Linked DNA regions of Homo sapiens: region 1 is linked to region 2. Evidence: chromatin loops called from intact Hi-C (ENCODE). Cell type or tissue: PC-9. All regions are shown on one strand. Each heading gives the region's core, and the rest is flanking DNA. Links, peaks and the distances in the headings are about the cores only.

Region 1 (2,901 bases), core at 319-2,818, 120 kb after region 2:
ATGAGAACTGAAACATGACCCTGCACTGTGTGGCCTCGGTCTGGAGGCAGGTGACAGGGTGACGTGACCACCCAGAGGGCCCTTAGATGACAGACAGGGCGAGGCGGCCTCCTTTGCCTGGGTGGCTGCAGGGTCAGGACCAGGACCACAAGGAGAAGGTGGGCCCAGCAAGCCCAGAGGACACAGCCACCAGGACTGTCACCCACTCCTGGGGAAGGGCGGGTAGGAAGGAAAGGGGTAGCTGAGGAGATACAAGAGGCAGAGGGCGGCAGGGAGTGAGAGGGAGGTGGTGGGAGCAGGGAGGGCAGGGGAAAGGGCCTCAGGCCAGTCCTGGAGGAAGGAACTCCCTTCCCCGGTGGTGGCCATGAAACTTCCCTTTAGAATCCTGCTGGGGAAACTGGCTCTCTGAACTATTTTTTTTGTCTGCGCTATTTTTTTTTTCTGTTCTTGGGGCTGTGGAAGGAAGGTGCTGTCTCCGGGGTTGTCAGAAAAGTCCAGAATCCTCCTGGAGTTGAAGTCTCTCTGCGGGGCCAGGATGGCGAGGAACTGGAACCCTGGAGCCTGTCATGTTACTCCAAGGCTGACTAGTCCCAGTCCCCAGTGAGAAGCAAGGTGGGCCTAGCTGTACCTGGAGCCAGACTCCTGTTCTGGGGAGGGGAACAGTCACCAGAAGGAGAAAGTGACAGAAATGCTCAGCTCAGCCCCCACCAGCCGCATGCATGTGTGGCCCCTCTCGGTCCTCCAGTACTGCACCCCTGCAAAGGGAGGCTGGTGGTGTCTGCGCACATACACGCACATATGCACACACACAGACACATGCACATATGTGCTCATGTGTGCACACACACTCACACACATGCATGTGTGTACATGCACATGCATGATTCTGTCGGCTGCTTTCCAAGCCCTGGTATTGTGAGTGCTTCCAGGCTTCCAGTAGTAGTCAGACAAACCGCTTTGTGAGCCTCCAATGAGATCCTGGGGGTGATGGGGCATCTTCATGGAGACTGGTGGGTGGCGGGTGCCCACTGCATGGAAGATTCCGGTCCTTCTCCTACTTTTTCTCCCCAGATTACTGGGAGGCTTAAACAAAGCCAGGCTAAGGGAACACGGCCCGCCCTTGGTGCACCTTAGTAATGTTATCCTCACTGCTAATGTAATGGCCCCCAAGTAAATGAAGAGGCTTCTGACGTCAACATTGCAGGAGAACCTGATACAGGCGGTGGCCCGGCTTGGAATGAGCAGAACAACCTAGACCCGTCTGGCTTTGGGAGTCAGAGGCTCGGCTTCAAATCCCAGCTCCACCTTGGTCACCTGCAGGACCCTGAGCCGTAGAGGATTAACCCAGTCGGCGTGCAGGGGGCGTGGCCTGTGCCTCACTGCAGGTACCCCTCCTGTCCCTCCCGCAGCACTGATGACAGGCCGGCTGTGCTGGGCACCGAGAATGCACCGGCCCTGCTCTCGCAGGGCCCACAGACCAGGGAGGGAGGAAGATCATAAATAAATGAAGTGAGCAAGGCACCGTGCATGTATTCTACCAGTGTCTACAGAGCCCATGCTCTGAGCCAGGCACTAGTCTAGTAAATAAACATCGCTAACGTGTTTCAGACACTTGCCTTATCCTCCAGCCTCAACCTCTGTTACCCATGAAGTCTCACAATAGGCCTAGGGGGTGGCCCTCTTGTAACCCCATCTTACAGGAGAGGAAACAGAGGCCCAGAGAGGCTAAGCTCCTTGCCATGCTGTTAGGCAGTGACGGAGCCTGCACCCATAATCGGTATGCTGCCTCCTGCTGGATGCTAGGGGGGTCTCCAGGGGCTGAAGCTCATGTGGTCCCTGCCTCCTGGAGCTCAGGCTAGTGGGGCCTGGAAGAAGAGGGGCAGGGCCCTTCCATCTGTTACAGTGAATTCCAGGTGGGTGAGATCAGGGAAGGCTTCCTGGAGGAGGTGATGTTTGAGCCGGGATCTGAAGGTCAGGAAGGAATTAACCAGGTTCAGAGGGAGAGAGAATCTACTCCTTCTACTCATGCTACCTATTCTTTGACACCCCCTCCAGGAAGCCCTCCTTGCCCTCTTCCAGACGGAGCTCCCACACTACAGCTGCACTATCTCTGTCTGTGCCCGAGTTCCCACCAGACTGTGGAACTCCCAAAAGGCAGTGCAGGGGGCTGGCTCCTCTGTGTCCCCAGCACCACCCAGCCCCGGGCACGGGAATCAGAGGCTGAGGGACGGCAGGCTGTGTGGGCTGAGGTGGGAGGGCGGCATAGCCGAGGGGCCCGTTTGTCACACTGGCTCCAGGTGCACAGGGTGAGACACTCAGGAACCCTGCTGCTCAGGAGAATTTTAGGCCAATGACCTGCCGGCCCCTGATTAGCCCCTGATGTTGCTCTGTGTCAGGCAGCGCGCCAGGCAGATGACCCCCTCTTTGACCCCAGGAGAGGCTGGAGTAAGCGTGTCTCCAGCCAGGACGTGCAAATGGCATGCAGTGGAGGAAGCCAGGGAGCATGAATTGCTGGGACCCAGCTGTCTGTTCTGGAAGAGGGCATTTTTCCCCCCTGCCCATGTTAACTTTATCCTTAGCTTGTACCCAGAACTCCACCGCTGTCTATCGGTTGGGCAGACAGAGGCTGCCTTGCCTGGCTGCCAACACGAAATGGCATTTTGCTCGAGGTGTTCCTCCTCCCTCGCCTTTCCCTGCCTCTAAATTCAGAGCAAAGGTAGCATGAGTCACGACTCATCGACACGGTGAGGGACAAGCATGCTCCGCCAGGGAGGGGCTTTGTGCGGTCTGAACCGGGGACTGCAGCAAACGATCGCGCAGCGGGGACTCAAGCCCCTGATGGTGCCAGAAAAATATAACAATAACAGAAATAAACACCAAACCCACAAAAGCTCAGTGCAG
Region 2 (2,901 bases), core at 88-2,587:
GAGGGCATAACCAGGGTGGGCAGGGCCTCGGGTCACCCTCCTCACTCATCCTGGCTCAGATGTCCAGAACTCTGCCTGTTTAGTGTTTAGGAAACAAGGCCCCACTATTCTTAGGGGTTGACAATTGTTTCAGTAACTTCTGAAAGAGCAGCTGGGCTGGGAAAAGCCTCTCTTGGGGGCGCTGGGGAAGGGGCTCTCAGTTCGCTCTAAGATCCTGTGAATCTGTTGTACAAGTCAACTGGGGAGAAGCTAAAGCAGCCAAGACTGGGTTAATAGAGGCAAAGCATCCCTAAGAAGGGAGGGGATAGCTTTCATCTAAGCATAAGGCAGGCCAGGCTCTGGGTCAGTAATATTGGAAAGTAAACAGGATAATGACTAGAAAGTGAGACTGCGGGGCCCCTGCCCCCTCATGGTTCCTGGTGCTGTGTCCTAGGAACTCTATATTGCCACCCCTCACTAGGTGGTATAGTGTAGTGGTTGGGAGCCTGGTCCTGGTGGGGTTATGTATTATTAGCCTCTTTGGGCCAGTTTTCTCATCTATACAACAGAATCCACAGTTGCCACTGACAAGATTGGCATGAGGATTAAGTGGGAAGCTGGGTTCCGAGTGTGCTCAGCATGGTACCTGGCTCGGGGCAGGCCTTCGGGCTGTCACTGCCAAGTGCAACCCTAGTGCTGTGGAGGGTGCAATTGTGAGCCTGTTCGGTGAAGTCCTGTACTGTGGACACAGACAGCTGAAGTGGCCAGACCTGCTGTCTACATGCCACCGCCCCCCAACCCGCCCCAGAAGCCAAGGGCCTGGGCATGAGGCAACCCTCTTGCAGTGTGGCCTTTGGGGTGGGGCTGGAGAGGGCTTGGCCAATTGTCCTAGGGAACTGGAAATCAGATTCACCTTCTTGGCCCAAACTGCCTCTCCCTGTGCCCACCTCAACCATGGGCAGCCCACCCAGAAGCTGTCTAAGCTCCGAACCTGGCCACCCTCCCCTCCTCCCTGCCCCACCCTGCTATTCAAACCCTCACTCAAGCTGGGGGTAGTGTTGTCTCCTGCCCTGGCCCTGCTCCATCCCCCAGCCCTCCAGGTCTGCAGCCACCTCCCAGACCCGCAGGTCCAGAAGGCTTCAGCCGCCCTGCTGTGTCTGCATCTCTGCCCACAGAGGGTCCCTGCCCAGAACATCTCCCCCTTCCTCTAGCTGATTCACGCCTGTCATTCTGGACCAAGCTCCCCTGGCCCCAACCTCTCCCAGGCTCCAAAGGACAGGTGCCTACCGCACGTGCACTTCCCCACCCCCAGGAGCTCCCCACTGCCTCATGACCTGACCTAGGGATGCCTCCAGCTCTGCTGGCTTGTCCAGGGTCACTTCCTCCTCTGCTTCCTTGAGAGTGCCAAGGGTGAGCCGAGGCCCTTCAGCACAGGCATGGGGGCTCGGGGAGTTGGCTGAAGAAGGGGAGTGAAGGGATGGATGGATGGATGACCGGTAACTGGGAGTGGCTCTCAGCTGGTCTCACTCTGGGCAGGTCCCGCTCGCTTTCTTTGTCACTCACTGACTCACAGGTCTGAGTGAGCAGCACTGGCCCTGCCCCCTACCCCTCTCATCTGGTCCACCTGCCCTGATAAGCTCCAGGCTGGGTGGCTCAGGAGAGCGAGAATGGGACACACACACACACACACACACACGCGCGGCTCTAAGCCAAACTGCTCCCCTCACCCCTCTTCATCAGTCCATACCTCCCAGATGCCTGAGACAGTGCCAGGAACGCAGCGTGAAGATGACATTAAAGAAAGAAACTGTCAGAAACCCTTGCCTGGGGCTTTCAGTTTCAGCCACAAGAGGGGCCGGGGCTGCCTGGTTGCAGAACTTCCTGGTCATCTCTTGCCAGAACAGGCACAGCAGACAGCCTCTCTGGGGAGACGAGGTGCTTGCAGAGAAGTGTCCCGCACTGAGCAGTCACAGATTCAGGGGATGGGGAGCGACCCCCCAATTCTAGGCAACCGTGACCGGCATGGAGATTGTACTGGTTGACACCAGGACCTGAAGGTTATTTGAATTCTGCTTTTGAATGACACTTCTCACCGAAGCTGAAGCCTACCAGTAGGTGAAAAGTCCCAATGGTTACCCCTGGACCATCTGATTCCCAGCAAGGTTTGGACAATCAGAACCAGGCGAGGAAACAAAGGGTGATGGAGGGAGGGACTTCTCATCAGTCTGGGTCTGAACAGAGCTGAACTTGATGGTATTTCAGGCACAGCCAGCCAGCAGCGAGATTCACAGGACATTACTGACAGAAAACACTTTAGACAATGCCCAGAGCAGGGCCCTCATTTTATAGTCTAGTAAACTGAGGTCCAGAGACATGTGGACAGCTGCCTGGGGTCACACAGCCACCAATGCTCAGTGGGAACCGACAGGGGTTTCTCAGAGTGAGCTCACAGCAGCCTTTGGTGGTGGGCATGGCTGCCATTCTATCTTCCAGATGAGGAAACGGGCTGGGAAGCCTCAGGAGCCTTGGTCAAGGTCACACAGCCGTGGAGAGGGGGCTGGAGGCCACCCCCAGAGAGTCCCTGTGTGGGGCACTTCGTGTTCTTCCCATCCTAGGCTGGGATGCCTTTAAGTGACAGGTGCAATCACTTAAAACAGGCTCAGGAGGCCCAGAGAGGTAGGGGAGACACAAAGAGGCATCCCCAGAGGTGCTCTCCCGCAGATTACATAACTCCCCTTCCCTGTCGGATGGCCCCAGGGGTGAGGCTGGGGCAGCTAGCAAGAGTGGGGGAGACCCTAGGGGGCATGGACCCGGCCTTGTTTGCCCACATCCTCTTGACTCTTTCCAAAGAGGTAACAGTTGCAGGCGCCAGGACGCGCTGGCTTTTTCCCCCTGTTTTTTTTTCCTCTGGCTGAGTAACAA

Evidence for each region. A loop is a pair of places that touch in the nucleus more often than their neighbours do. Peaks named below come from ENCODE experiments on the same cell type or tissue, not always from the same donor. Only the 100,000 strongest peaks of a DNase experiment are listed, where the experiment ranks them.
Region 1: it touches region 2 in a loop (4-fold over the local background); 1 of 110 quality-filtered maps calls a loop at or near these places.

What each region holds. Positions count from the first base shown.
Region 1 is chr22:44,443,180-44,446,080 of GRCh38, forward strand. LINC01656 (long intergenic non-protein coding RNA 1656) reads left to right here and starts at 148. Exons shown (of 3, transcript NR_109966.1): 1 at 148-222; 2 at 463-612; 3 at 1,205-1,609. RefSeq lists enhancers at 748-1,477, 1,478-2,207. In PC-9, for the core only: CTCF peaks have their summits at 1,761 (motif pointing left) and 1,973; DNase peaks (open chromatin) are centred at 2,352 and 2,702; H3K4me3 peaks cover 805 bases; H3K27ac peaks cover 1,345 bases.
Region 2 is chr22:44,327,790-44,330,690 of GRCh38, forward strand. It overlaps a transcript of SHISAL1 not described here. Among named protein-coding and RNA genes, the nearest start is that of SHISAL1, 16 kb to the left of the region's middle. In PC-9, for the core only: no CTCF peak of the experiment used is centred there; a DNase peak (open chromatin) is centred at 1,572; H3K4me3 peaks cover 504 bases.